4 separate regions of the Mus musculus genome follow, and all the other regions are linked to region 3. Evidence: chromatin loops called from intact Hi-C (ENCODE). Cell type or tissue: heart. All regions are shown on one strand. Links, peaks and the distances in the headings refer to the core of each region. The heading gives the core; the rest is flanking DNA.

Region 1 (8,441 bases), core at 2,138-7,137, 610 kb after region 3:
GTTTCATGGGTCCTTTAAAATCTCTTGTGGTTCAATTAAAATTGCAGACCATCCAGTTCCCCTATGGGAAACCGAGGTCAGGCACTCATCCCCTGAGGCTACTGTAGAAACAGCTGCTACTTTTAGCAGGATGTTCAGCTTGAAGGAAAAGTTGCAAGGATCTATTTTGTCCTCGCATGTATTCTGTATTCGGAACATAACAGGATAAGGCTGGAAAAGTAAGAGTGGCAAGTGGTGAGAGGATGCAATTTATCCCCGATTATGCCTTACGGAACCCCATCCAGGAAGCAGTTTGGAGCTGATGATCTGCACTTCACTGAATCCAGTCGCCCTTAGAAACACCGTCCTCCCCGTAGGCTTTCTGCTTGGACTGATGCATGTGGGAAGAAGGAAATGAGTTTATCTTGCTAAATTGTTCTTGCAGCTTCTTGAATGACCCCAAGCCTGCAGGCCTTCTCAAAAGATGTCGTAGTTTGACTCCGGGTCAAGGCCAAACTGTATCTTCTGTTCTTGTTTTGATATTACAGGCAATTAAAAATTGCTTTCACCAAAAAGCATCAGCTCATCACTTGAGCACAAAGCAACCAAAAGCAGAAAGCAAGCCTGGGGTCACGGCCTTCATTTTGAGTTCTTTCCTTTACCTCGGGTCGGATTTCTGCTTGGCTCTACACCTGCGTTACAAAATTACAAAGGTTACAAAAATGTTACAGAGTTACAAAGGTGTGTCTGCCTACCTCCACTGTCTCCGCTGCCTTCCAAGCTAAAGGCACAAAGGGAAGTAATTGTTCTAAACCTGTGTCTCCTTGGGTCCCAGGAACAACAAAACCTAGGGAGGCAGACACCCCACCTCCAAGATGAAGATAGTTATCCACTGGGGTGAGGCTGCAGCCTGGAGCAAGAGTCATCTCAAAGGAACAGGCTTGCTTTCCTCAAGTGACAGAGATTGCAGCTCCTTCAGAACTACCTTGTAGGACAAAGGCTGAGATAAATAAATAACCAAACCACACATCGACCAAGACTACTTAATTATGCTTTTTTTTTTTTTGTAGCCCTGGCTGTCCTGGAACTCACTCTGAGAACCAAGCTGGCCTCAAACTCAGAAATTCGCCTGCCTTTGCCTCCCGAGTGCTGAGATTAAAGGCGTACGCCACCACGCTTGGCTTAATTTTTAATGTGTATGACTATTTTCCTGCATGTATGTATGTGTACACATACGTACTTGGTGCCCATAGAGTCTAGAAGATGTCATCGAATTCTTGGAATTGGAGTTACAGAGAGTTCTGAGCTACGATGTGGGTGCTAGAATTGAACCCAAGTCCTCGGGAAGTGCGGCAAGTACTTTTAACCACTGCGCCGGCTCTCCAGCCCCTAATTATGTATAAACTTTAACCCTATTTCAATTTCTCCTCTGTTTAAGCCTAAATTTCATGTTCATACTTGGGAGGCAAATGTGGGGTGACTGACCCATTTATCTGCGTCTCTTCCCACGGTATGGATTAAGTTTTTCTCTGCTTTACACTGTTGCTTGTCTCTTTAGTTGGTGTTGAGATGAGTGACTAGGCTAAGCCAGTTGCAGCTGCCAAAATGTGCTTTTGCCCCTAAACTCCAGTTGCACCAGAAGCACTTCAGGTAGCATTTATAAACGGTGTAACTAGCTTTAGACACGATCAAAACATCTTCTTCCTAAAACCTCCAGGGAAGCACTTAGTGAACACAGAAGCTCAGAATCACCAGGTTCTAGATGCTTCCGCCGTGTATTATTATGAAGACAAAATATTTATTCTTCACTGTATAAATTTATTCCCAGTCCCTTTTAAGGAGGGATTCTCTAAGAATTTATCCCCAAGTCTGGAAGTAGCAGCATAAGCCTTTAATCCCAGCACTTGGGAGGCAGAGAGAGGTGGATCTCTGTGAGTTTGAGTCCAGCCTGGTCTATGAGTTCCAGGACAGCCAAGACTACATGGAGAAACCTTGTCTCAGAAAAACCAACCAACCAACCAAAAGCAAGAAAATGTCCCCTATATCTCTGTCTTCCCTTGCATTAATTTTTAATGAATCTTTTCAATATATATGTATTCTGGTCTGGAAAATACTTCTACTCTCAAGCCTTTACTCACCCCATTGCTCCTGCCACACCTTGATGCCCCATAGAGAACTCTCTCCTTGACTCCCTTGGCCTCTTTATCCTGGAGATTGGTTGTTGATCCAGCCATGGGCATGAAGGCTTCATGTTAGGGTTGTGCTCCAGTGAGACCAAAACCTATGAGCTAAGGTGTGCCTTGCTGGAGGCCTTACTGAAGGCTCATTTGCAACTGAAAGACACTGGCTGAGGCTAGTCTGTGGCAGATTCAGAGGAGGAGAACGGCCATAGGTCCACAGGAGTCACCTCACCATCCTAGGAGCACCCCCACATGGGATATGACTGACAGTAGTGCCTTGTTCAGGTTGGATCCATGCATGTTGTAAGGATGTCTTCTGTCTTCGCTCTCAACCACCTTGCTGGTCCCAGTATTGGCTGCCACCCTGGAGCAGGTCAGATTGGCGCATGCACCTAGCTGTATTTAATGACTGAGTGATTCCTAGCTAGTTTGGGTTTGAGAAGTTTCTCCTTTAAGTTTAAGTCTACCCCAGCTGACAAAGATTTTGGCTGTGCAGTAAAACAATGAATGGTCAGGGTAACCTGGCCTTCCTGACTCCCACGGTCTCCATGTGTAGACTTGCACATGATTTCAATCTGGCCTGTCTAACACAAAGGGGAAAGGGATGCTCAGCTTAGAGCACACCTCAGTTGTGTCAGTATGGTGAGACTTACTGACTGGCCCTGTCAATCAGCGAGGTCACCTGCTTTCAGAAGCACCTAAATGATGGAATTCTGACCTCTATGACTGGTCCTGGCACATAATCTCAAAAACTGGTCTAAATTTGATCCCTAGACTTACAAAGCGCGTGCACACACACACACACACACACAGAGCGACCATTTTGTTTTACTTCCTAATAGATCAAGAATTCTGGCAACCTCAGACACATTGAGCTGTGATCATCCTGTAATTAAACCTTTATGTGGGTAACTTAGGAAGGACTCTGGGTTGCCTTCGTAGTCTATATACTTCATGGCTCCTCCTACCCCCCCCCCCCCAGCTTTCCACTGTGATTGGACACCATATGCGGCTCATATGACACCCTTGGTGACCTTTCCTTTCTGTGCACCCAGCCTTTACTCAAACACTGGCTTCTCTGCCTCCAGGTAGCTCTGCTCTCGCCTCCCTCTTGGCTTCTCCTGCCCCAGCCCCTTACTGCTCTCTACATGCAGGGTTCTCTCTCGGAGCTGCATTATCCCCACATACTCACTCAGGAACTTCACATAGGGAACCTGGAATAATGACTATGCCCTCTCCCGCAGAGAACACCCTTTGCCTCCATGGGTGGCTAATGGGTGGCACCACCAAATGCATGTCCCTTTCCCATGTCTGACCTGTCTCAAGTACAACCCAGAGGAGGGTTGTTTATTCAGTATTTTCCACCACCTTCATTAAGGACCCGTTGAGGCTTTTGACCTAACATGGAAAAGTAGATATATAATCCTAACTGCCTGCTGCACACGTGACAGGTCTCAATCTGGTCTTTAGCACACAGCTGGGCTGATAAAGTTAATATTCATAAGTTAGCCGCCAGGCCGGGCTCCATTGGGATGCTAATACAGAGCCTGTATGATCATAGCAGGAGACAATGAGGTGAGGTTCCATCAAGACCGTTCAAGGGAACGAAAGAAGGCTGCAGACAAATCCACTAACTATGACTGGTGATGGGCGATAACACGGAGTCTCTGAGAACCCTGCCTTCTTGGATAGCTAAAAGCCTGAGCAAGTATCCAAAGGAGACCCTGGGCGTCGGGAAGGCCAAGCCATTTTGACTGTATTACAGACTGCCCTTCCTGGCACTGACACTAAGCAAAAGCTTTGAGACTAGACCGAAGTCTCCAGAATCCCTTGCCAACTTTACTGCACAAACTCTTCATGGTCTTCAGAAAATGAGAGACAAAAGTGTCCAGTTGGAAAAAAGCTGAAAAACCGAAGCAAGGATTGTAGGTCGGCACACTGGTATTAACAACCGACCAGTCCCTGACTGGCCCAGGCAATCCTCTAGCGCCACCTAGTGGCACTCTGGTTCAGTCCCGATGTAGAAGAGAGTTCCACGGAAGCTGTCTGCACGCAGTGAAGGAAAACGAGGAACGTGGCCCAGTACGAAATCCCAAAGTTTCTCGCAAGATTATGAGATTGGCTTTTTGTTTGTTTGGGTAGTTTTGAAAGGGGGATATCGTGGCACAACTGCATGTTCTCACGTGTGAACACTGTAGATAGCAATTTCTTGTAATGTCAAAGGTTAGACATGATTAGAGGAAACAAACCCAGCCCCCGGTAGAAGGGCTTTGCTGCCATTGTGACCCAGGGCATGTCAGCCATGTGTGCTCGAAACTACCCTGGAGCAAATTTCCAGTCAGCAAAATGGGTTCCCAGAAGGGAGAAAATGTCCTTCTCTTGTTCCTGTGGGAAGGCCAACTTTTGGCTCAACACCTCATTGTTAGAATAGACCTTGAACAAAGTCTGCCAGACCATGCCCAAGTCCTTATGCTGAAACTCCGGCTACTCCCCGCTGTGAATGTGAAGCCTGGATTGCACTGGAGGCCCCAAGATGTTGGAGGTGCCAAAGCTGAAGGCTGCTAAGAAAAACTGCATATACGAAGTAGAAGTATGTTCTAGACAGTACAGTTGGGTGGAGAGAGCCGTCTAAGCCCTTCTACACTGAGTGTGGGGCCATAGGATTTGGTGTTTGCCCTGCTGGCATCTGGTCTTGCTCTAGTCCAGTATTCCCTCACTGTGGCCCCATTTCTCCCTCTTAGAATGGCATTCTAAGTTGGAAGTATGTAATTTGCTTTCTGATTTTGCAGAGGGTTACAAATAATTTAGAGACTGCCTGGCATCTCAGAATAAGCTTTGGACTTTTAAACAGTGTTAAGACTGTGAAAGACTGTAAAGTTTAGATAAATAAATTTTGTATTACAATATGTTCATGACCCCATGAGAGCCAAAGAATGGAATGTGATGGTTTGAGTAAGAATGCTCCCCACAGCTTTTTGGATGGGAATAGCGCGAGGACAGATGTAATTACTAGTGTCTCCCGGTTTCAATGGTCGATCCGTCAGGATTCGCCACAGGAGGATTTAGATTTAATAAGGCTTACAGACTAGGATTTTAGTTGCTGCACAGCGATTGAGTTACCATTGTTTTGGGGGGGGTGGAGGGTAGGAGAATGTTCCCCCCTACACAGGCTTTTGCATTTGAATATTTCCTTTGTAGTTGGTGACACCGTTAGGAAATGTGGCCTCTTGGGGGACATACGCCACTGGAGCTGTACTTTGCTAGTTGCTCTCTGCTTTGTGTCAAGCTGTGAGGTCACAGCTTGCTGTTCCAGCCACTGTGTCTGCCTGCTGACATGCCTCCACACAGTGATGGGGATGGACAGACGCTTATCCCTCCAGAAGTGTGGGCCCACATTAATCCTTTGAAAAGTTGCTTTGGATGCAGTGTTTTATCACAGCAACAGGAAAGTAACTAAAATAGGGCACGGAGGTCCTTGTATTCAACTTTAAGCTCAGCCCTTGGGAAGCAGAGGCGGGGCAGGGGCAGGGGCAGGGGCAGTGGCAGGTGTGGGAAGCCACATGTGCCGTTGCAGAGTGACGCTGGCTACTGCTGGCCACCACGCATAAGTTTGGGCAAACAACCAATGTGTACATATGCAGTAAAGTTTTTTGCCAAGATACTGCCTGGCCCGGGCATGATAATGAGGTTCTGTGAGGTACTGAGAGAATAACCAATCAGATGTGAGACATGCAAATGAGGTATGTTAATGAGGTTCTGTGAGGTACCGAGAGAGAATAACCAATCAGATGAGGAACATGCAAATAAGGTAGAATGCATAACCAATCCGGGTGTAAGACACGCCTCTGCAATCAAGCTCTCCCAATAAACATGTGCAGAAGGCTCCTGTTGCAGCATTGAGTCAGACGCAAGAGGCAGAGGCAGGGGCAGGGGCAGGGGCAGGGGCAGGGGCAGGAACAGGGGCAGAGCAGAGGCAGGTGGATCTCTGAGAGTTCAAACCCAGCCTGGATTACTTAGTAAGTTCCAGTTTAACCAGAAGTACACAGTGAGACACTGTCTGAGAGAGAGATGGGGGTGGGGGGAGGAAGAGGAAGGGGAGGAGGAAAAAGAACAGGAAGAAGGGAAAGAAAGAGGAGAGGAGAGGAGAGGAGAGGAGAGGATTTATTTGGCTAACAGGTTACAGTACAGTATAAAGAAAAGTTTCAAGGCAGGAGCTTAAAACAGAAGCCAGTGGGGAATGCTGCTCACTGGCTTATTTCCAGGCTCACATTCCTCTGCCTTTTTTACACAGCCCAGGCCCACCTGCCCAAGTATGGCACCACCCACAGAGTGCTGGGCCTTCCTAGTCAATTAGCAATTAAAAAAAATGCCTCTCAGATATTGCCATAGGCCAGTGTAGTCTAGTAAGTTTCTCAGTTGAGGTTCCTACTTCCCAGGTGTCTCTTTGTATCTGATTGACAGCTGAAGCCATGACCGTGGGTTACCCAAAACTAAGGATGTATGAAAAATGTCTTATAAAAACCCTCTGGTTAGCAAGCTCATTTCAAAATATAACTTTGAAAAACTTTGACGGGAATTACCCTTTGAGGCAGACAGTGCTACTCCCAGAAGATGTGGTTTATCAACCAAAATCACAGTGCCAGGCATGAGATACTCCTGAGGAGTGACCGGCATGAAGGCTCCAGAAGTCTCTACAACCACACTGGCTATTACCATTGTCCTTAGCTTTCCACCACAACTGTAGGGTGAGGGCTCTTTGCTGAGGATGCAACACACTCTTTGGCTGTGGGACATAAATTAATCTCAAACTAACCAGGAAAGTTCCTCACTGTTGGCAGTGTTTGTGGTGCTGGAAAGGGCAACTATGGTGTCCCAAAGATGTCAGGCCAGTTCCTGGGCAACTCAGGCACCCTCTTCCTTCTTAGAAGCATAATGATAAGAAACGTGGTGGAAGACACATTGGGGAGGTCACATCCCTGGAGCTGGAGCATTCTTTATGCTTGGTCTTGGGGGTCTAAAAGGGATGGGCAAAGAAAATGGGCCAAGAAGCAAGGGAGTTACAACGTAACTGACCAGAGAGGTGGGAAGATGGGTTGCAACACCCAGGATTCAAGCAAAGAAAATCCACCATCCCTGGGCTTTTGGAACAAGTATCAAAGAGCTATTCCCTCTATGCTGTTTGAGCCTGATCTCTCACACCTTCCACTCTCCTCTCTCACCCTTCCCTCCCTCATCCTCTGCCAACCACTCTCTGCCACCTCCTCAGCTAATCCCTGGAACCTCATAGCCCTCAGGTCAGGGCTCACTGTGGGAAAGTGCAGATTTACCCTATTTGTCAGATGCCACCACAGAGGAGTTAAAGAAGCAAGAGCCACCATGTGGGGCTCCCCAGGTTCAAAGCCACAGTGCTTACCTCAGGGCTCATTTGAGAAGAGTCCACATAATAAACAAAACTGACAACAGGTTGGCATTGTCACCTCTGGAAGCATTCTGTACAAAACACTCATGACACTCTAAACCGGAATTGCAGTATCAGTGCACTGACTATAAATGCCTGTCTTGGTCCTTTTGTGTTGCTGCTACGAAATGTATGAGATTTGGGTAATTTATATTCAACAGAAATGTAGTCCTCACAGCTCTTGAGTGTGGACAGACCAAGACCAAGGCAGGTTTGGTTGTCTGGCATGAACTGCTTTCTCTGGTGGAGAGAGACCCTGTGTCTCCACATGACTAAAGAAGACCAGGAGAGTTGGACCTCCACACTTAAGTCCTTCACTAAGGCCATTAAAGCCTGCTGTTAAGGGAGGAGACCTCATGAGCGAATATACTACTCACAGTACCATCTGTGAAAACACTGTCTCACCCACAACCCCTGAACTCAAGCCTCAGACAGTCTGCTAAGCATGGCTGGGGAAGGGTACCTTGCACTCTTTACTGGTTAGGTTTTGTGAGGATTTGCTTATTTTTGTTTTGTTGTTTTACTTTGGTTTTGTTTGTTTGTTTGTTTGTTTTTGGCACAAGCTAGAGACACTAGGGAAGAGAGGAAACCTCAACTGAGAAAATGTCTTCTCACTGCACTGTTTTTTAACAAGCCTGTGTAGCATTTCCTTGATAATGATGGATGAGTGAATGACCTGCCCACTGTGAGTTGTATCACCCTGGGCTGGACCAGCCTACTGTGAGCTGTATCACTCCTGGGATGGGCCAGCCCACTGTGAGTTGTATCACCCCTAGGATGGACCAGCCCACTGTGAGTTGTATCACCCTGGGATGGACCAGCCT
Region 2 (8,441 bases), core at 1,967-6,966, 520 kb after region 3:
TGTTGAGTTAAATAAACTCGTTTAGGGGATTGAAAATATGTGGATTGTTTTCTCCCATAAACAATGCCTCCAGCATTTCATGAAGTATCTGTCCCTGGGCTTACAGGTTAGAGGTGTTATTGTTTCATGGATCTCTGAGGCACAATAATTAAAATGTAAAACATAACTTTGGCTCTCACACAACCACCAGTGGCCCTGCCTGGCTATGGTACATACTTATGAATTGAAAAGGGGAAAGAGCTATGGGTTTTGGTCTGGTCTCATTTGTAAATGGTGTCCTGGCTGTTTGGTTTTATGATTTGGAAAGTTGGTGGCAAACTTTCTCACAGTCAAGACTTTAGTTTCTTTTGTGCTTTTGGTGCCAATTTGTGAAGAAATCTTGAAAAGAAGCCAAAGGGAATTCACAGAGGTATGGCCAGATTAGAGGTTCCACTGTGTAGGACTGCAGCTGTAATCAAAGGCAGAATCTGTGTGTGTGTGTGTGTGTGTGTGTGTGTGTGTGTGTGTCTGTGTGTGTGTGTGTGTGCACCTAAGAGAACCTTTCAGGGAATCTGACAGAGTCCTGAAGAGCCCCAACAATCAGGCCAAGTAATGTTGCTCTCAGCCTTGGTCAAAGAAGCCTCTGCTAGCAGGGGCAGCAGTCAGCAGTTCAACTCAGGACTGGCAGAAGTGCCATGACTGGGTGACTGTTGGATGCTCCCCTCCACGGCTCAGTAGACATCAGGGAAATGGGTGGAAAGAATGTAAGAGGCAGAAGATAGGAAGAGAGCTGTGGAATGCTGCCTTCTAGACATGTCATGCTCGTAAACTTGCAGCAGCGGCCTCCTGCACACATTCTGGACCATCAACGTTCAACAACATAATGTAAGGATACACATATGGCCCCACCTGAACCCCAGATGAGCTTCGGGCAGCTGATGGTTGCTGGAGTGGAAGTGGTGTGGTGGGGATGGTATTCTTTAGTGGTGTTGCCTCTGGTAAGTTGCCCTTGCTCAAGTAAATAATCCCCAAGCTCCTGCAGTCAACGTTAATTAAATATAGTCTCTCTCTCATACACACACACACACACACACACACACACACACACACACACACACACACACACACACAAGCATGAAAAAAAAGAAGAGGATATTTTTGTAAGATGAGAAAATGGGGGCAATTTGACCAAAGGACTACATATGTGTGTGTTAACATATGTGTATGGAAATGTTCAAAGGATAATAAGTTTTTAAAGTCTTGGGGAAACCAGGTACACTCAGAAGGCTTGTCATTTGCTAAGTAATTGTTTGATTATGTGACAAGAAAGTTTGCTTTGCTGGCAGAACACTCGCTTTGTTTGCGTTTCCGAATGGCCTGGTTTGCATTCATGACTTCAGGTTTTTGACGTAATCTTTATCTCCCTGTTTAATTCCTGAGATCCCTTTGGACTCTCTTGATATGAAGGAGAGACCATTAATAAGAGACCAGAAAATGGGCCAGCCTCCCTCTGGGAAATCTTCACAAGCAGGCCCAGGGATCCCTGATCATAGCCACAAGCAGGCCCAGGAATCCCTGATCATAGCCTGACTCCACAGAGTTACAGAGTTTCCCAGACCTAGGGAAAGAGAGACTTGTCTGAGTACAAGAGGCACACAGAACGCCAAACACACCGACCACTTCACACCGACTCTTCTGAGGACAAGAGGCACACAGAACACCAAACACACCGACCACTTCACGCCGACTAAGGGAAAGAGTCACCGGGAGTGCACTAACAGTTCTAAACACGTGTATACTGGGCATGGCTATACTCACTTTCATATAGCAGCTATTAAAACAGATTAACCCCAATGTAGTTAGAGTTGCTGACTTCAGCATCACACTCGTCGCAATAAATAGGTCATCACAACAACAACAACAACAAGAAACAGAAAAGTGTTGGAGTTAAATGGCATCAGAGGTTAAAAGGACCTAACTGTCATCTATAGAACATTCCATCCAAAAATACAGGGCTCCCATTCTTTTCAATGAGCCCACTGAGTGCAATGGAATCAAGCCAGAAATATGCAGCAGGAGAAAAGCTGCAGAATGTGCACTGGCCTGTGGACATCAAACCAGAAACTATTAAATGATGAATGGCTTATCCAAAAATTAAAGTTATACATATTTCTAGAATTGAATGAAAACAAAAACACAGCACATTCAAACTTGAGGATTAAAATAATAATAATAACCCTGCAGTCTTATAAGGAAGTTCATACTTACAAAAGCCTATATTTTAAAAACTCAGAGAGAGCTAAAAGAAATAATGTAATGTGCATATGAGTCACATAAATGATGGAAAGACTTTTTAACAAAAATCTACTATCTCTTCATGAGATAAGCCCTTACTAGGGCTTACATAACACACAGCAACACAGCCAGCCTTACAGTAACTGGGAGGAAATTACAAGTGCTTAGACAACAATCAGGAGCGAGACAAGGGTGTCTCTTTTCTCCACCCTTATTCAAGACAATGCTTGAACAGTCTTAGCTAAAGCTTTAAGAGAAACAAACACCAGGGATACAAATGTGAAAGGAGGGCATCTGAGAATCCTTATCCGTAATCCAGAGAGTTGGTGCAATCTCTATCAAGGTACCAATGGCATTATTTACAGAAACTGAAAAAAAAAAAATCCTAAAATCCATGTATAAGCCACAAATTACCTTGGATCGCCTAAGCCGTCCTGAGCTGGAGCAGTGCTGGACAACTGGCTCTGGCGGTGCAGAGAAAGGGGAAGCTGGTGAACTGACCAGCTCAGCTACCACCCAGGCCCAGAGCCAGGGCTCTGAGTTGGCCCATCCCAGAATCTATATCATCTACAAACGGTTGGGACACATGAAAGGGCCAGTCTCGATGATTCAGAGCTGCAGGATCTTCACAACATGGGGCGACAACAGGATAACTGGGAGGTGTCCAGGTGAGGATCCGATATTGATGGTGTCACAGAAGCCAGGGACCTCGAACCAGGCCAATGACTCATTGCAGTGAACATTTGCAAGTGAAGATGTGTGGACAGAGTGGGACACACTATGACACACTGCAGCTTGCATGGGGAGATCTTTTCTATTCTTTGGGGTTGTTTAGGTGTTATTGGGGGGGAGGTTGCAAGAGTGAAGGGCAGATATGAGGGAACTGGGAGCTGAGTGGGACTGGGGTGCATGATGGGAACCTCACAAAGAATCAATAAAAGGTTTTTTTTTTATTAAAGATTTATTTATTTATTAGATGTAAGTACACTGTAGCTGTCTTCAGACACCTCAGAAGAGGGCACCAGATCTCGTTACGGATAGTTGTGAGCCACCATGTGGTTGCTGGAGTTTGAACTCAGGACCTTCAGAAGAGCAGTGAATGCTCTTAACCACTGAGCCATCTCTCCAGCTTCCTCAATAAAAGTTTTTAAAAAAAGGAATGAAAGAAGAAAAGAAAGTTGGCCAATAATTGCATCACAGTAAATGTTATTTAAAACTGAAAATGCTATGAAGGTTGGCTTACCACCTTGACCTCTCATGAGATGATAATTTTCGGCACATGTTCTGGGAGGAGCTACTATTAAAGTTGACCCCTCTCCTGGTGACTACTTCTACTGAATGTCATTTTCATCTTGATCTGGGTGCTTTATGTCTTCCACTGGGTTCCAGTCCGTCGCTTACAATCTGCTAATAGATTTTAGAAAGACCTTTTCTAGGTAAATCCTGTGCTTCTGGTAGCGCCTGCACAATGGGCTTGCACCTTCTGTTCCCTTTCCTTCATTCCTGGGATGTCAAATGCTTGTTTAAACCTGACCCTTAGACTCTCAAAAAAGCATTTATTTTCCTTTCTAACAAGAATGCTCCTTTATATCCACTCTGAGATGCCATCTCATCACAGCACAGTAAGCTGTAACCATGCCCTCCAATTATTCTTTCAGCATAATTTTAAAAATCGACTCTGAGGATCCCCACATGCAAGGCACTGTGACCTCTTAGCTGTGAGAAGGATGTCATATGCCCCTCTAGACTTGTCCACTAGCCTGTCTGTCTCCATAACCTTAACCCCAGATGCCATTTTGATGCACACTCAAGCACCCACTCACCTTTGAGCGTCTCCACACAATCTACACCTCCACCTGGCAATTCTGCTCCCACTTCCTCCCCCTTAACATCTCCATCTCCCTCTCTCACTCCCCTCCTCACATATCCACTTTAGAATTTCATATATGGGACTGAGGAGACAATTCTCCTCAGAGGACTTCCTTCCCTTCATGAGATGGCTAAGGGGGACGTTGGTACCATCTGGTTACAGGTCCCCTCTGTGTCCCAAATACAATCCGATGTGGTCATTTAGCCAGGATCCCTATATTTTCTTTCAGGAATTCAGAAGACACACTGTGACTTTTGGCCTAACATGACAAGATGGTCTGTGTCGTCCCCACCACCTGCTGCACACATAAGCAACCCTGAGACTGATCTTTAGTGTAGACGGGTTAATGGGTTCATACCTGTAATCGAGCTACAGCGGAGCCAAGCTCCTCTGGTTGCCTGATTTGGAACCTCACTGATCATATCAAACCACGGACATAGAAAGTGATGGGGGGGAAGGATCCGCCAAATCCATTTTAAAAGCCACTACTGTAACAGGTTGTGGGGATAACACAGGGAACTCCAGACTCAGACCAGCCTGGATGCACATTTTATAAGACAACCCTCTTCAAACTTTAAACAAAAACTTCAAATATCACGCCAGTGACTCTGAGACCCTCTTCCCACTTTATTAGGCATGGCCTTCAATGTCTATAAGAGACCCTGAGAGCGAGAAGGGTCGGATGGAAGTGGAAAGAGAGAAACAGTGAGCACGGGATGCTTCTGCGGCAACTGTCACGCCCAGTGCATCGCAAGAGGTCCTAGCGCGCCATCTAGTGTCTGTGTGCTGCAGTCTCTCAGAGTGGAGCAGGCCAAATCCAAGGACAACTTCCTCTGACTGTGGTCCACCAAGAATGCCCAAATTCCCATGATAGTCTAACAGATAAGAAGGAAGTTTCAGGGCCATAGAAAGAACAAAGAACAGATCACAGAGGGATACTCACAGCATCTTGTGTGCTTTGCAAGAGAAACACTAGGCCTGTGAGATGGCCCAGAGGGTAAAGGAGCTTGCCGCCAAACCTGACAGCTCGAGTTTGATACCTGGGGCCCACTTGGTGACAAGAGAGAACTAATTCCCACGTCCTCTGACTCGTGTGTTTGTGTGTGTGTGTGTGTGTGTGTGTGTGTGTGTGTTGGCATGGGCACCCACGTGTACCCAAATATACAGTAACAACTTTTAAAACCTTTTTTAAAAAGGGGGCTTCCATGAGATCATGTCTAATCTGCAAAGTAGGAAGGGGGAATCTCTCTCTCCTTGCTTGTGTGGGAAGGCCAGCCTCCATCTAAGGACCCCACACTCTGGTCAAATGTAGCTCAGCAGTACAGCACTTACCTATCATGTATGAGGTTCTAGATTTGATCTACAGAAATGGAAGATGGGGGGAGAAAGAGAGGAGGGGGGAAGGAGAGAGAGGAGGAGGGGGGAAGAAGGGAGGAGGAGGAGAAAGAGAGGAGAATGGGGGAGGAAGAGAGGGAGGAGTGTGGGAAGCCACATGTGCCGTTGCAGAGTGGCACTGACTACTGCTGGCCACCACGCATAAGATTGGACAAACAACCAATGTGTACATATGCAGTAAAGTTTTTTGCAAAGACACTGCCTGGCCCAGGCATGATAATGAGGTTCTGTAAGGTACTGAGAGTATAACCAATCAGATGTGAGACATGCAAATGAGGTATGATAATGAGGTTCTGTAAGGTACTGAGAGTATAACCAATCAGATGTGAGACATGCAAATGAGGTATGATAATGAGGTTCTGTAAGGTACTGAGAGAGAGTAGCCAATCAGATGAGGAACATGCAAATGAGGCTTAGTGCATAACCAATCCGGGTGTGAGACACGCCCCTCCTAGGCCTATAAAAGCAGCACTAGTTCTGGGCTCGAAGTCTTTTCGCCTCTACAATCAAGCTCTCCCAATAAACGTGTGCAGAAGGATCCTGTTGCAGCGTCGTTCTTCCTGGCCAGTCGAGCGCGCGCAAGAGAGGAGGGAGAAGGGGGAGGAGGGGGCAACAGAAGATGAACCATAAGTTGATTGGTGTCTAAGCTGGATGATGCTTACTTAATGATTGACTATATTTTTTTCTATATATATTTTTGAAGTACTGAGACTAGAACTGAGGACCTCACTCATGCCAAGCAAATACTTTGTCTGTAAACCATGTCCTAGGAAGGATGCTTAAAAGGATATTTTATCTGGAAAGAGATTCAAATATATAATTCTTGAGATTTGTTTTATTTGAATTATAATTAGGTATGTGCCTGTCTGTATATATGTACAGGTATGCCTGGAAGAAAGAGGTGTCAGATCCCTTTGGAACTGGAGTCAACTGCTGAGCCATCTCTCCAGGCATAAATATACATTTCACCATGAGAAGATGTTCTCAGCATCAATTTGAAAGGACAACTGTTGTGACAGTTGCTCAAAGGAGCAAAGTATGGAAATGTTTTTGTATTTAAAAAAGGTTTTTTTTTAATTATTGTGTATTTGGGTACACATAGGTGTGCATACCACCACACACATGTGAGAGTCAGAAGACTTGGGAATTGACTCTCTTCAGCCACCAAGTGGGCCCCAGGCATCAAATTCAGGCTGTCGGGTTTGGTGGCGAGGGCCTTTACCCTCTGAGACATCCCGCAGGCCTAGTGTTTCTCTTGTGAAGTACACAGGGTTCTGTGAGTATCCCTCTGTAATCTGTTCTTTGTTCTTTCTATGGCTCGAACACTTCCTTCCTCTCTGTTAGACTATCAACACACTGTTGCCAGTTCTAACAAAATCCACCAAGGACAAGCCAATAGTCTACACATACAGAGACAGTGTTGCAACTCCTGTGCTGCAAGTGAGACACCTTGACAAGAAAACCCAGGTCTCCAACACAGGCAAAGACCTAGGGATCAGTTCAGTGCTGGGCACGTGGGGGACACTACAGCAAACAACCAACAAATAAAACAATAAGCATCGCAGGGAGAGGCAAGGGCTCTGCAAGACCAAGGGTTGCCATGTGTGGGAAATCTTAAATGAAGCGGTGCTTTTTTTTTTTTCTTGGTAGACTTAGTCACACAGGATTTATGGACGGATGAGTTAACATGGCCCTGAGCTGAGAAGTGGACCCAAGTCCCATTTCCTCCGAAATTCAAAGTAAGAGCAAATGTGGGGTGATCTGTTGGAGAACCCCCTTATCTAAAGCTCCATATGAACCTTTTTATGGCTTCTGATAGGTCAGTCATTGAGCTTTCTGTGAAGCCAGGATTTTGAAGATCAGTGTGTTTCTATAGAGATCTGGTTCAAAGCAGTTTTGTCGGTTCACAGTCTCATAAAGCACTGCTGAGTAAGCACAGCCTTTGGGAATGGTTTCCAAGGCAACACTGGTTTTGAAGCTAGCAGGCACTGCATGGCCAGTTGGTCCAGAAGCCCTAAGGCCCTTCCATACATCCTCTTGTATCATGGTCCTTCCGTCTTGAGTGCCACTAGGTTGCCTTGTTTTCCCTTGAGAAAACTCAGTGACATCAAGATGAACTTATTCTCCTCAGACACACTGGAATGATAGGTCATCTGTCAAGAACTACTCAGAAGAGGGTTCTACATGAATCTCATGAACTACTAGCCTCATGAATATGCACAGGTTTCTGTAACAACGATCACCTCTAACAGTTCTGTAAAGCTGCAACAATTGAAAGGTGATGCTCTGAGGAGAATAATTGCCCACAAATAGCATCTCATTGTGATGCTACCCTCCTGCCTTTGACCCCTGTCTTAGTTCAGTGTTCTATTGCTGCAAAGTTCCGTGACTGCAGCAACTCTTATAAAGGAAAACATTTAACCGAGGCTGGCCTACAGTTTAGAGATTTAGTCCATTGTCACCATGGTGGGAAGCAGGGTGACATGCAGGCACACATGGTGCTGGAGAGGTAGCTGAGAGTTCTACATCCAGATTGGCAGGCAGCAGGAAGAGAGAGCCACACTGGTCTAGGCTTGAGCATTTGAAACCTCAAAGCCCATCCCCAGTGACAAACTTTCACCAGCTGGGCCATGACTACACTCCCTATGAGCCTATGGCGGCCATTTTCTTTCAAACTACCACACTCTCCAAGATCAGTGAAGCCTGCATCTAAGGAACCATCGGTCCATTTTGTTCTTTTTCTTTTTCAATGCTGGGGCTCAAACCTAGGGCCTAATAACACCACAATATAACTGCCCCCCGACCCCCTGTCACCATTCTGGCTTTAAAACCTTCCCTTTGTTTCAATTTCCTTGCCCACATCCATCATTTCCCGATCTGCAGTTTCAGACAGAAGGTCTTT
Region 3 (5,000 bases), core at 1-5,000:
ACAACCGTCTACAGCTCCAGTTCCAGAGGACCTGACACCATCTTCTGGGTTCTGATGGCCCCAGACAGGAACATGGTGCAAGACACACATACAGGCAAAAAACACCTACACACATAAAATAACAATAGCAATTCTAAAAAGCAAAGTGGAGACAGTCACACTGACGTTCCACTTCCCCAGTGTGAAAACAGCTTCTTCCATGACGCTCCAAAGTATCAGAAGGAAGAGGCTCTGCTGCCTGTGAAATAGGCCAGTTTCCATCTGAATGGTAGATACAGTTTCCCCTGCTTTGTCCCTTGCACCAAAAACGTAAAGGATCCCAAGGTTCCTGCTCCTGCCCTGCCTTGAAAGGACAGTCACCCTGGAGTTGACAACTTAGAGGTTTTGTTGCCTTTTTTGTTGCTGTTGTTGTTGTTGTTGTTGTTTGTTTTTGTTTTTAGCCATCTGTAAAACCAACCCCTCTTGCTTGACCAATAGGAATTCTGCCTTAGGAAAGCAATACAGCCCAACTCTGAAACAGGAAATAAACTGGAGGCAGGTTAACTGTATATTTTCCTGGCTGAATAATATTCCATTGTGTGGATATGCCTGTTTTGTTTCTTCATCAGTTGCTGGACTTTGAGTTGTTACTACTTTGGGCTATTTTGGAAAATGCTATTTGTGAATATTCTCTCTCTCTCTCTCTCTCTCTGTGTGTGTGTGTGTGTGTGTGTGTGTGTGTGTGTGTGTGTGTGTGTTCATGTTTTCTCTTTGCGGGTCACATGCATTGCAATGCTCAGAGTACACAGGGACTGTCAGGCATTTGCCAGAGGCAGAAGCATCTTCCATTCAATGCACTTCCTGCCTTTTTCTTTTTCTGCAGTCGGCTTGTCGAGCCAACAAGAACACAGTGAGCGGCTACTTCCTGGCGGGCCGGGACATGGCTTGGTGGCCGGTGAGTTCACCCACCTTCTAGCCTCTCCTTTGTCCACAGGCTGACTTCATCAGGATCTGTATCCCTGAGGACTCTTTATGTCCCCCCAAGGTCTCTTTATGTGCTTCAATCAAGGTCCCTGTCTAATACCACCAGCCCAATGGGATAAGCCTGGGCTGGAAGAGACCCCCAAGTTGCCTGTGTAGGGACAAACTGCTATAAGTTCTGTAAAGGGCTTTGGAGTCTGAAAAACTCTGGGGTTTTTTGTTTGTTTGTTTTTTGTTTGTTTGTGCGTTTTTGGTTTTTATTTTGGCCTTGTGGCTTACCTATGGGTACCCCAACTTGTACACCTGAGCCTGGGATCCTTATATGTGAACAGGGTATGTTCTCCTTTTAGACCTGCCAGGTTGGAGGAGGTGTTTCTGGTCTAGGTGGAGCTGATGTAATGGGCTCACAGTGATCACTTTTTCTTCCCCCCTGCAGATCGGAGCCTCACTCTTTGCAAGCAGCGAGGGCTCTGGCCTCTTCGTAGGATTGGCCGGCTCGGGTGCTGCCGGAGGCCTGGCTGTGGCTGGCTTTGAGTGGAATGTGAGCCTTGGAGAATGGGCACAGCCCGTGGGAGGGCTGAGGTAGAGGGTGAAGCCACACTCACTGGTCCCTGGATGAGGGGGCTCCCAGCAGTGTGTATCAGTCAGGGCCTGCCAGACTGTGGCACGCAGTATGCCACAGACAGCTGGTCTGTAGATACAGAAGGCTGGGCAGCCCGGCAGTCCAGAGACATCCGTAAGAAGCTCCTAGCTTCTCACAGCAAAGCAGGAGGGGCGTGTGTGTGTGGGGGGGGGGTAGCCTCAGCACTACTCCTCTCTGCCACATCTGGCTGTGTGCCAGGGCAGGGCTATTGAGTGCTGAGCCCACAACCCTCCCATGCCTCTGTCCTCACAGGCCACATATGTGCTTTTGGCTCTGGCATGGGTGTTTGTACCCATCTACATATCTTCAGAGGTGAGTCTCTTCCTGGGGCCATGGCAGAGGCTTGACCCTCACCAAGTCCGGAGGGACAGGACCTCTGGATGGGGCTGGCCCTCCCGATACTCACCTTGTTCCTCTTCTCTTTTGCCTCCCCAGATCGTCACCTTGCCTGAATACATTCAGAAGCGCTTTGGTGGCCAGCGCATCCGCACGTACTTATCTGTCCTGTCCCTGATGCTGTCTGTCTTCACCAAGATATCGGTGAGTTGCCCCCCAGCCTGCGCCTGCGTGGAAACTGTCGGGAGCTGCGGGAGCACAGCATGGGAGGGGCCTTAGAGACTAGCTCATCTGGCAACTTGTGAGTGCACCAGCTAGAGAAACCAGGGAGAGATAGTAACCTGGGCAGAATCTCCTGATGCTGATGCAGGGAAGGTAGGGGGAGGAGATCTGAGCTATTCAAAGTGAGCCACATCTTACCACTAGAGGGAGCCAAAGGCCTCATGATGCCTGCCAGTCCTGCGCTCTAAGTCTAACTGGGCCTTCTACCTGCCTACAGCTTTCTCTTAGGACCTGACCCTGAAGTGTCAGAAGCAGGAAGCTCACTTCCAATCTTAAAGTAGGAGCTCAGGGCCTGTCTGGTCCAAGCACCTGGTTTTACAGATAGGGAACCTGGGGCTGTGGGGGAAGGTCAGTGGGCTTTGGGGGAGGCCCCATAGTTGTAGCAGGCCCAGTAGGGGATGCCTAACCTCCATCAGCAGCAGGCTCCTGAGAGGAGCTGGAGCCTGAGTCAGACACACACTGAGGGAGGCTGCCCAGCCTGGTCCTCTGCTTCCTGTGGAGGTCAGGACCTGGGGAGGTGGACGCTGCCTGTTTCCTACAGCATCAGCAACAGCATACCACAGCCTTTCCTAGATGTTCCCAGAGAGCATGATAGTTTCCCTTCTGTAGGGATTCCTCTCTAGTCTGGAGGGGCCTGGACTTGAGTTGACTGTCCCTCTCCTGTTCATCCTTTTACCCACACCCCCTTCCCACCAATCCTACCTCCCGGAAGCCAGGCAGAGTGGAAAACGCCTGCTTCTGGCCTGTCTAGGACCCATTCTCCAGTGGGAGGTGGATGGATACACAACACAGGCGAGCCAGGTCTTGAATGAGGAAGAGATGGGACTGGGCTTCAGTAGAGAAAAGGATGTGATGGTCAGGGGAGTGCCAAGGAGAGAGAGTGGGCCTCATAAGAGGTGTCTGGGGACCATTGCTAAGGACATTTTCAGGACGGTAATCTCTGAGGTCAGCCACAAGAAGTGGTGGGGACTGGGGCACACTTGTAAACATGTTCTGCCATTCACAAAATCAGCCACATCTGCCTCTGGGACAGAGAAACTGCTCTGCAGGGCAGTGGTGGGACAGGAGACTGCAGCCTTAGGCTATGAGAGGTCAGAGAGCCCCAGAACTGTCGGGTTATCAGCTGGGGGTAGCCAGGGCCAACTTTGCAGAATCTCTCAGCTGAGCTGGGGATGAAGGAACAAGGACATGGGCCGAGTGGGTGGTTCCTTTCCCATCTACGACCTTACACTGGGAGGCTTCAAGTGGGCCACTGGGCAGGACTTCAGAGGGCAGAGGGACGCTCAGTGCATAGGAGGGGCCTTGAGGCAGCTCATCTGCCAACTGCTGAGTCCTTCACCAAGGTTATGGTGGCCAGGCCAAGGTCAGCTAAGATCTCTGTCAGAACCACAATAACCAGGATGTGGCTTCAGACTCTGCCTTATGGGTGACTCCGAGTTAGCAGCTGTAAATGGGGAGCAGTCAGTCAAGGTCCTGCCTCAGCACCAGGCGGCTGCCTGCTGAGACTGAGGGGAAGCGGGAGGAGGCACACTAATTGCTGCGCTTGGTTTGGGAGAGGCTGGGCCCGCCCTGGGTCTTGGCTTCGGAGTGGAGCTATTTGAAGTGCGTGGGCCACACTAGGCCCAGACACAGAGCCCAGGAACGCCCTGCCTGTCTGTACAGCCTGTCCAGGCAGAGGTCACAGGGCCCTCCTGCTGCTGTTATTCAAACTGGAGCACCAGCATGCAGATTTACACGGCAGGTGTGGAAAATCACAGTCCCAGCTCAAAGCCAAGAGTCTGAATGCGGCTCCATCACCGTGGGGCTCTGGGCCAGTCATTTAACCTCTGGAAAGTAGGGAAGTGAGGCATGACACTACCTGCCCCTTAGTATAGGCGAGCTGCAGCCCACAAGGTGATCCATCACACTGCTCCTGCTACCTCACTGGCCTCATCTCTCCCTCTCCCCTAGAGTTGCACACTGCACATCAGCCAACTTGGCCTCCATGCACTTCCATAAACACCAGCATCTCAGGACTCTGCATTTGGCTCCTTCAGTCGCTCTTCTCTGGGGATGCATGCTCTACCTCCGCCTCTCTGGATTCTCAAATCTCTCCTGCTGCCCCTTTCTCCACAGGTCTTACTTACTTATTTACCCCCTTACTTTCTCTCCCTCTTCCTTCTTTCCATTGACATTTCCTGGGACTATGAAAGTTGGCTTAGAAAGTCATAGGTGAGTTTAGTGACTCATCTCTACAATCCCAGCATCTGAGAGACTGAGGCAGGAGGATTGCTATGAGTTCAAGGCCAGCCTGGGTTACAGACTAAGACCCTATCTCAATAAGTCAAGCAGAAAGGATACACTGTCTGCCCATCCTATTTATATTCTCTCTGTTTATATTCCCAGTGCTACTGTGCACCTATCCTGCCCTTAAGATGGAAGGAGATAACAGCCAGGCATGGGCTCCCACCTTCAAGCCCTCCTTTGTTTTCCCCTGTGGAGGTCTAGAGAGTAAATTACTTCAGCACTGAGTACCACAGCCTCTGTCCTGACTCAGTCCTGCCAACCACAGCCAGTAGTGCCATGGGATGGGGTGGGATGGGATGGGATGGGATGGGATGGGATGGGATGGGATGGGATGGGATGGCCTACAGGCTTCATCTCCATTCTCTAATCTAGGGAAACATGCCACTTGCCGTGTGCCTACCATGTGCTTGGGTGTGGGTGACCAGGCCAGCCCTGAATGCACTTTCCAGACAGACCCTGCACACAGACAGGATCCCAGTGAGGAAGCAAGCAT
Region 4 (8,441 bases), core at 1,715-6,714, 280 kb after region 3:
TTTAGATCCTTCCCGTCTCCTACCTCACTCAGCTTTATGTTCTTTCCCCCTTCTCTTAAAAAAACAAACACACAAACAAAAACAGTAAGAAACACAAAAGTGCCCAGAAAACAATAAACTGAGAAGAAACAAGCAAAAGACAATAAGACAACAAAACGTCCAAACAAAGCAAATGAGACCAAAGGAAAAAAAAGTTTACAAAAACTTCTTTGAATTCATTTTGTGTTGGCCAACTGCTCCTGGGCATGGGGCCTGTGCTGTGGTGTGTGGTTAATACTCCCAGTGAGATTCCATTGGTGAAAACTAATGTTCCTTTGTCAGTGGCTATCAATTGCAGGTAGCTTCTTGGCTGGGGTGGGAGCCCTTGTTCACTTCCCCCGGTTGGTGCTGAGTTGTGACCTGTATGTCTCTTGTGTGTGCTGCCACAGTCTCTGAGATTACATACACATGAGCCTTGTCATGTCTGGAAGACCCTGTTACCTTCAGCGTCATCCATCACATTTGGTTCTTGCAAACTTTCCTTTCCTCCTCCTCCCTTTCCTCCCCCCCCTCCCTCTCCTTCCCCTCCCCCTCCCTCCTCCCTGTCCTTCCCCTCCCCCCTCTCCTTTCTCCCTCCTCCCCCTTCTCCCCTCCTCCCCCTCCTCTTCCCTGTCCTTCTCCCTCTCCTCCCCGCTCTGCTCCTCTGAGGAGCTCTGGCTCCTTCTGGTTTGAGTTGTGCTTTACTGCAGGCTCTGTGCTACAGCAGCAAGCCACCCCCCTCTTCTCTGTCTCAGCAGCTCATCAGCATGTAATACTGGTTCCCTTCAGGTCCCCAGGTTAAGTGACATGCCAGGTCCTGGGGCAGCTCTGCACACATCTAGATCCACAGTCCATCCATGCTTCAAGGGAGAAGCCACGTGTTGGCACCGAGGTGGCACAGTGAGAACCCATCCTTGCTTTCAAGGGCCCACAGATTTCCAAACTATGTCTGATCAATTAGTGTTCTTAGATGAACTGGAAAGCAGGCTTTCATGCATCAACCCCCTCGGGCCCCCATCCCAGGGAGAAGCCACAAATTGAAGTGAGTGGTTAAAATTGTTAGCTTAAAGGGGAGGCTGTGGATAGAGCAAAATGGCTCTTCTGACCAACTTCTCTCTCTCTCTCTCTCTCTCTCCCTCTCTCTCTCTCTCTCTCTCTCCATTTATTTGGCTGTGGTGGCAGCGGCTAGGAGGGAGTAGGGGTTTGCCACAAAATGCATGTGAGGTCAGATGTCAAACTGGGAGATGGTTCTCTCCGTCTACCTCGAAGGTTTAGGGAATCAGACTTAGGTTGTTAGGCTTGGTAGCGAGTCTTTCCCTGCTGAGTCACTGTAGCAGGCCTCCTATGATTTCTCTATACTGTTCTTGGCGTGATCTTAAGAAGCTGGAGCAATGCAGCCTCCTAACTGGTTTCTGGGATTCCAACACGGACATTTGGATCCATAGACTATGTTAATTCTGGGCCTCTATGAAAGAATAAAGGCTGGGATCTCCTATTCTGTCATCTTGCTGATTCACCCCATTAGGTATGAAGGGAAGCCCCTAGCATCCCAAAAGGACAGGCCTACTGACCATGTCCATGATCACGGCCTGGGCTCAGCTTGAACTGGAGATGGTTGGGGGAATCAAGGATAGCTTTTAGCATTTCCCAGGAACCTGTAAAACCGTTTCTGTCAAAGTCACTGGTGGCTACCTAGGGAGTTTAAGGTCAGCATGGGCTGGAGAGCCTGTCTTAAATAAATAAATAAATAAATAAATAAATAAATAAATAAATCAACCCAAAACAGTGGATTATATTATACAGTCCTTCTATTTTGAATTGTTGGTATTGATGCTTTCTATGAGACTTCAGTGTGCACTGCGGTATTGCTAGCTGTAGGAGCAGTAAGGTAGGTCTCAATTACTCTTTCAGCCCTTATAACCAAGCTCTGCGGGAGATCAATAGCCACTGCAATCCCCTCCCCCACCACAGTTCGGTTTCCATCTCACTGACTTTACACACCTCAGAGACAGAGTGAAGCAGCCTTGGCTCTCCTGTCATTATGGTTTCACTAAGCAGAGTGCCCCTGGGAGCCATCTGAGGCACACACAGCAGCACTTCGTCCTTGTTTGTAGCTGGATGAATCCCACCAGTACGTGCCACTGCGTTTTGAATAGATTGCATGAGTTGCTTCTGCCTGCCGGCTATTGTGAATAAAGCTGTAACAAACATGATGGTGCAAATAATCTCTTCTAGATTTTAATTTCAATTCCTTTAAATAAGTACTCAGAAGTAGAATTTCTGGGCCATATGGTAGTTCTATTTTTAATTCTTTTTTTAGGAGACCCAATTTGCTATTCTGTAGCAACTGTATTCTCTCTTTTCAGCCTGTACTGTGCATGGCTCTCTCTCCACGTTTTCACCAACGCTTGATTTCTTTGTATATGTATATAATACCCACACGTGGATTGGTAAGTCATTTTTGACTAGTTTCCCCGATGGCTGGTGATGTTGAACATTCTTTCATGAACCCACTGATCTTTTGAATAGCCGGAAAGATGTCTGCCTGGTTGTCTATGTTTGTTTCCGGTTTTGAAGTTTGTGAGTTCTATACAGGTTGTGGATGTGAAACCTTCATTAGTTATAGACCTTGTGGATATTTTCTCCTCTTCCAGAGGCTGCATTTCCAGCTGCTGACTCTTCCCTTCGCTGCACTGAGGCTTTCTACTTTGACAAAGTCCCATGTGTCTGTTTCTCACACTTTTGTCATATCAAAAATTCACTGCCTAGGCTGGAGAGATGGTTCAGCAGTTAAGAGCACTGCTTGCTCTTCAAGATCTGAGTTTGATTCCCAGCACCCACATAGCTGCTCACAACTGTCTGTAACTCCAGTTCCAGGGGATCCAATGTGCTTCACACATGCAAGCAAAATACCAATGCATATAAAACAAAAATGAATTATTAAAAACTCGCTGACCGTTTCAATAACATGAAGATTTTTTTCCTAACTTTTCTTTGAGTCTTATTCTTTAACCATTTTGCACTGATCTTTCTTTGCATGTGGTGTAATATGGAAGTCCATGTCCATCATTCTAAATGTTTGATATCTACGTTCCCAGCACTGTTTGTTGAAGAGACTGTCCTTTCTCCATCGTGTGTCATTGACACCTTGTCGGGGATCAGATGCATGTCCATGGGTTTATGTCAAGACTTTGTTCTGCTCCACTGGTTGATACATCCACTCTCATGTTGTTACCATGTTGTTTTATGTTATGGGTGGGGAATGCACTCTTGGTATTTGGTATTCAGCCTGGAGCCTTGGTTACCCTAAACCCGCATTCTACCAGTGAGAATCTACATCTTTAGCTACATCAGATCCGTTTTTTGCATTCTACTTATCTGCTTGTCTGTCTGTCTGACTGTCTGTCTGAACTTGGGCATGTGCATGCTACACATGGAGTCAGTTCTTTCTTCCCACGTGGGTGTCAAAGATTAAACGCAGGTCATCAGGCTTGGCAACAAAATGCCTTTACTCACTGAGCCCTCTCACTCACACCATCTATTTACTTATTTATTTATTTATTTTGAAACAGAGTTGCTAAAATGCCTAAGGTTGTTGAACTTGCAATCTTCTTGTCTCTGCCTTGTAGGCTAAAATTAGAGGTCAAGGATAATATATATATACATATACATATACATATACATATACATATACATATACATATACATATACATATACATATACATATATACACACACACACACATATATATATATCGACAAAAAGAAATGTGATACTTCTACAGGCAATTCTCTGACCAATGGCACATGTAAATACATGAACATGTTTGCACACATACAATTAATTAATTAATTAATTAATAATTAATGCAATTGGGAAATAATAAAGATGACTACAATAGACCAGGTGTGGTGGTGCACGCCTTTAATCCCAGTACTCCTAAGGCAGAGGCAGGTGGATCTCTGTGATTTTGAGGTCATCCTGGTCTACAAAGTGAGTTTCAGGACAGCCAGGGCTGTTACCTAGAGAAAGTCTGCCTCAAAAAAACAAAAAACAAATGACTGTACAAATCTCTTTTTGAGATGCAAACATAGTAGATTTGTATGTTAGCGGTGTAGTTTATACAGATTCTTAGTGCATTTTTTAAGTTTGAACAAGATTTTGGTGGACTCTTTAAAGTTTCCTGTTCTAACACAATGCCAACTTCAAATCAAGATAATAGCTTTACAGTTTAATGTTACCTATATTTTGTATATGCATGTTGTGTATATATGCATTTGCATGAGTGTTCATGTACGTGCGTGTCTGTAGAATAGAGTATATCTCTAAAACATTTTTCCTGAGGACTGATGTCTCTGTTGTTAGATTAACAGATGAGTTAGGAACTTGTGCTATATTTTAAGATTTAATTTATGTGCTATGAGTGGTTTGCTTGCCTGCATGGCTGTGTACCACGTACATGTCTGATACCTGCCGGTGTTCTGAATTGTGTGGGTTGATTGAAGAAAGAATGTCACTCCAGAATGCAACCAGGATCTGAGGCCGCAGGAAGGAGTAGTCCCCGTGAGCTGAAGCTGGAGCAACCACACTGAAACATAGTTATTTATTTAGTTACTTATTTATTTAGGTTTTTTGAGACAGGGTTTCTCTGTGTAACCCTGGTTGTCCTGGAACTCATTTTGTAGACCAGGCTGGCCTCGAACTCAGAAATCCACCTGCCTCTACCTCCCGAGTTCGGGGATTAAAGGCGTGAGCCACCACTGCCTGGCTGAAACATATTTGTTGATTGTTACACAAAAGTTGTTTTTGGATAAAATGAGCTCCTCATACCAAAGCCCCTCATCTAACCTCTGCGTTTCCTGAAGGAAAACATCAGCCTTCGCCATGTGTGTCCTTACTGTACACTGTTTGCTGTACCCAATAATGCAAGGCATGTCAGGTGTTCCAGGACCATCCTGTGACCAAGGTCATGCAAGGCTTGTGTTGTGTGCAGTTTTTATGCTACTACCTTGAGCTCTGGGAGGTGATTGTGCTCTGGAGCCCCCACTCATCTTGCTCCAGGAAGTGGGCTTTACTATCAGCCCCTTCCCAGCTTCCCTTGAATCCTGGGATAAAAGACAGACAGACAGAAAGCAGGCAGACAGACAGACAGCACACATGCGGGCCTGCCCGCACGCGCGCGCGCGCGCACACACACACACACACACACACACACACACACACACACAGAGTATGTTCTTTTGTAACTTGCTTTCTTGGCAAAATTGCTCAGCATTGATAGCTGTCGCCTGGAAAAGTGTGCCCTTACCGATTTATTATCTCTGTCTCTTCATCTGCCCTAAACTTCAGTGGCTGGTTCCACTTAGTCCCTGCCAAACATCCATGACCACCTGCCTATAGTGGTGGCCACAGTCCCCAGCTGCCCCCGAGACCTCACATGGTTGCTGCATTCTTCTTCCAAAGCATGGCAGAAAACACTCCACTCCTTCCTTGTGTCTCCTCTTCCTCTTGAGACCCAGACGTCCCACCTGTACCTTCAGCTCAGCAATTGGCCCCTGGCTTCTTTTACTGACAAACTGGGGACCAATTGGGGAACAGGACCTTAGCATCAGAACCACTCCCCACAGGCTTGTCAAGCTCCTTCAGAAAAACAACTACTTGCTCTGATGTCTACACTACATACAATGATTCTACTATAATTCCACTACAGGTACCTTGTTACAGGTCTGAAGAAGGCAACAGATCCCCTGCAACTGGAATTACAAATGGTTGTGAGCTGCCATGAAGGTGCTGGGAATTGAACCTGGGCCCTCTGTAAGCACAGCCGGTGCTCTTAATCACTGATATTGCTCCAGCCCCTGGGCTGATATTCTTAGTAGCTAAAGAAGCAACATTAGTGATCCGATGTAAGAAATATCTAAATTATTCATCAGTGAGATAAAAGTACAACCTAACCATTCTATTCTACCTTCACTTTGTGGGTAACGGATCTGAGATAAAAGTTTTCCATAAGACTTGGCTGTTAGCACGAATGTAAAATTGGGCAGCAGTGTAGAAAGCAGTAGGAGGCACCTCAAAACCAAAAATAGAGCCACGTATTATCCATCTGGTCATGTACCTAAAAGCTTTGGAGTCAGACCCTCTGAGAGTCTATGCACAGCCGTGCTAAGTGCTGTCACCAAAGGGGAGGCAGCCCTGATGTCCACTAACAGCAAGGGTGGTAAACCAACGTGCAGTAGAATGTCACTCAGCCTTCAGAAAGGGGGGCTCTGTCACATGCCGAGTGGGCGATACTTAGGGACATTATGCTAAAGGAAATAAATCACCATAAAAGAAAGGCTTGTGACTCTCATTTGGGAAGCTTCCCCAAATAGCAAATGGCACTCTGTGCCACCCTGTTCTGTAGACTGTGAAAGCCAAGTGTGACCACCCATGGCCAGTTTGGAGCCTTCTGAGAACAGAAATCTGCTTTCAGTGAACTCACCCTCTAGGTGCTTTGGGAAGGGAGTCCACTTGAAATGAGCCTTCTTTCTCCTCTCTGACCTCTGGAGGTAGGTCAAGGCTTTTCTGTCTAGGTGAGTCCCAGAGTCACCCACACTGTATCTGGTAACCAGAAGACCAATCTCTCCTGTGGTCTGTGTTAGTCTTCCCTGGCTGATAATGTTCCTGAGAAGGTGGTTCAGGACAGAGAGTTCCTTTAGGTGGCTTCAGGCAGGTAGACATTGCTTAGAGAAAGCCTCGCATGCCTGGTGTTCTCACATGCCTGGTGTTAAGGAGTCCACACATCAAGATGCTATGTGTGATGTACCATCTCTTGCTCTTCCTGAGGATGCTGGTACCCAGTAATTCCTTTACAGATGTAAATTACTTTCTCAAAGGATTTTTTTTTTAACAGCTGCTCTCAAAATAACCCTTTCAGCATTGGCAGAAAAGACTGCAGCAGCGTGTTCTAATCTCCTGCAGTCAGCAGAGCCTGGCTCCTGAGCCCACAGGCACTTCCTTCGCTTTTGCACATGGATTCCCTAGCATCCCCAGCCTTCTCCAGCTTCCTCTGGTTTTCCTACTTGTACATCACGCTCAGTTTCATCCTGATTTACTATCTATGTCTTAAAAGGACAAAGAGTTCACAGGGAATCTCAATGTATGTGGCCTTGGAGCCCACTCCTGCTGCAATAGGCAACTGTCTACGGTGATGCAGGCGTGTGGACACTTTTGTCTCAGTGACAATGAAGTAAAACTGGGGCAGACAGAGTGAGCCTTTCAGTTAAGAAGAGAAGCAAATGAGGGTACAAAGGGACAGTGCTGTCAAGAGAGATCCAGGCTGTCCCAAATCAGGGGATGGAATAGGATCTTTCTTCTGTTGCTGGAAAGGTGTGAGGTCTGGTGATTTTCTGCTAATTAAAAAGATGGTGTGTGTGTGTGTGTGTGTGTGTGTGTGTCACATACATGTGTACATGTGTCTGTATAAGTGTGAATAAGGGCATGAGTGTGCCATGACACAGATGTGTAGGTTGGAGGATGGCACTTGAGGACTGGCATTTTTGCCTACATGTGTCTGTTTGAAGATGTCAGATCCCATGGAACTAGAGTTTCAGACAGTTCTGAGCCACCATGTAGGTGCTAGGAATCAAACCCTGGTCCTCTGGAAGAGTAGTCAGTGCTACTGAGTCGTCTCTCCAGCACTGGTTGTTTCGTTTTGTTTTGTTTTCACGGTTTGGAGACAGGGCCTTGGCTTTCTGATGACCCACAAGCTCCTGGGGATTCTCTGGTCTCTACCTCCAACCTCCCGTAGAATGCTGGGACTACAGGGTCCAACCTCTTGCGGTTCTGGGAATTCGAACTTGGATCCACATGCTTGCCTGGCAAGTTCTTTGTCTGAGCTCAATGCCCAGCCTTGGGGATGGTGTTTAAAAAGAAGTCTCTTTTTTATATTTGAAGAAACATTTTTCCTATGTAAGATACAGGTTTGAGGCCAGTTTGTCTCGGGGGAGCTCATGACACCACCCTCCTCTTTGGCTGTTTTTCATCCTTGTGGTGAGAGTGGAAGAAAGTATCTAAGGGGCAGATACATTCACATCATCACCACAAAAGGCTGAGAGTTTTGTGGGTAGCAAACTACTGATCAGCCTCTGAGGTTCTCTCCATCTCTTCTTCCCACAACAAGGCTCTACCTTAGCAGAAGACAACACAGCTTCTCAGAGTCCCAGCATCACCAGGGAAGTTGCAGTTTAAAGGGACATCTGCTCACAGTGCTCTGCCCCAGGCTGTGCTGGCTCAGAGTGGGCAGTCACTTAAACTCAGGGAAGTGTGACACTGAAGTGAAGGCTCAGCCCTGATAAAAGGACAGTCACAATGACAAGGACAAATTCACCATTCCAGCTTCATTTTTTTAAAAAATTAGATTTTGTACAACTCTATTCTG

Evidence for each region. Peaks named below come from ENCODE experiments on the same cell type or tissue, not always from the same donor. Only the 100,000 strongest peaks of a DNase experiment are listed, where the experiment ranks them.
Region 1: it touches region 3 in a loop (2.7-fold over the local background); 4 of 42 quality-filtered maps call a loop at or near these places.
Region 2: a loop joins it to region 3, with 2.1 times the contacts of the local background. A loop is called at or near these places in 8 of 42 quality-filtered maps.
Region 4: it touches region 3 in a loop (3-fold over the local background); 2 of 42 quality-filtered maps call a loop at or near these places.

The regions. Positions count from the first base shown.
Region 1 is chr11:61,100,205-61,108,645 of GRCm38, reverse strand. No RefSeq gene overlaps it. Among named protein-coding and RNA genes, the nearest start is that of Tnfrsf13b, 22 kb to the left of the region's middle. In heart, for the core only: no CTCF peak of the experiment used is centred there; a DNase peak (open chromatin) is centred at 4,145; H3K27me3 peaks cover 1,011 bases.
Region 2 is chr11:61,190,054-61,198,494 of GRCm38, reverse strand. It overlaps Gm42080 (a long non-coding RNA gene), which reads right to left and starts at 2,796. Exons shown (of 3, transcript XR_879911.2): 1 at 2,689-2,796. In heart, for the core only: a CTCF peak has its summit at 4,914 (motif pointing left); a DNase peak (open chromatin) is centred at 4,884; H3K27me3 peaks cover 911 bases.
Region 3 is chr11:61,712,179-61,717,178 of GRCm38, reverse strand. Slc5a10 (solute carrier family 5 (sodium/glucose cotransporter), member 10) reads left to right here. Exons shown (of 15, transcript NM_001382268.1): 2 at 863-934; 3 at 1,397-1,501; 4 at 1,856-1,915; 5 at 2,039-2,143. Among named protein-coding and RNA genes, the nearest start is that of Slc5a10, 5.3 kb to the left of the region's middle. In heart, for the core only: a CTCF peak has its summit at 2,367 (motif pointing right); a DNase peak (open chromatin) is centred at 2,358; H3K27ac peaks cover 1,448 bases.
Region 4 is chr11:61,428,759-61,437,199 of GRCm38, reverse strand. No RefSeq gene overlaps it. Among named protein-coding and RNA genes, the nearest start is that of Rnf112, 21 kb to the left of the region's middle. In heart, for the core only: no CTCF peak of the experiment used is centred there; no DNase peak of the experiment used is centred there.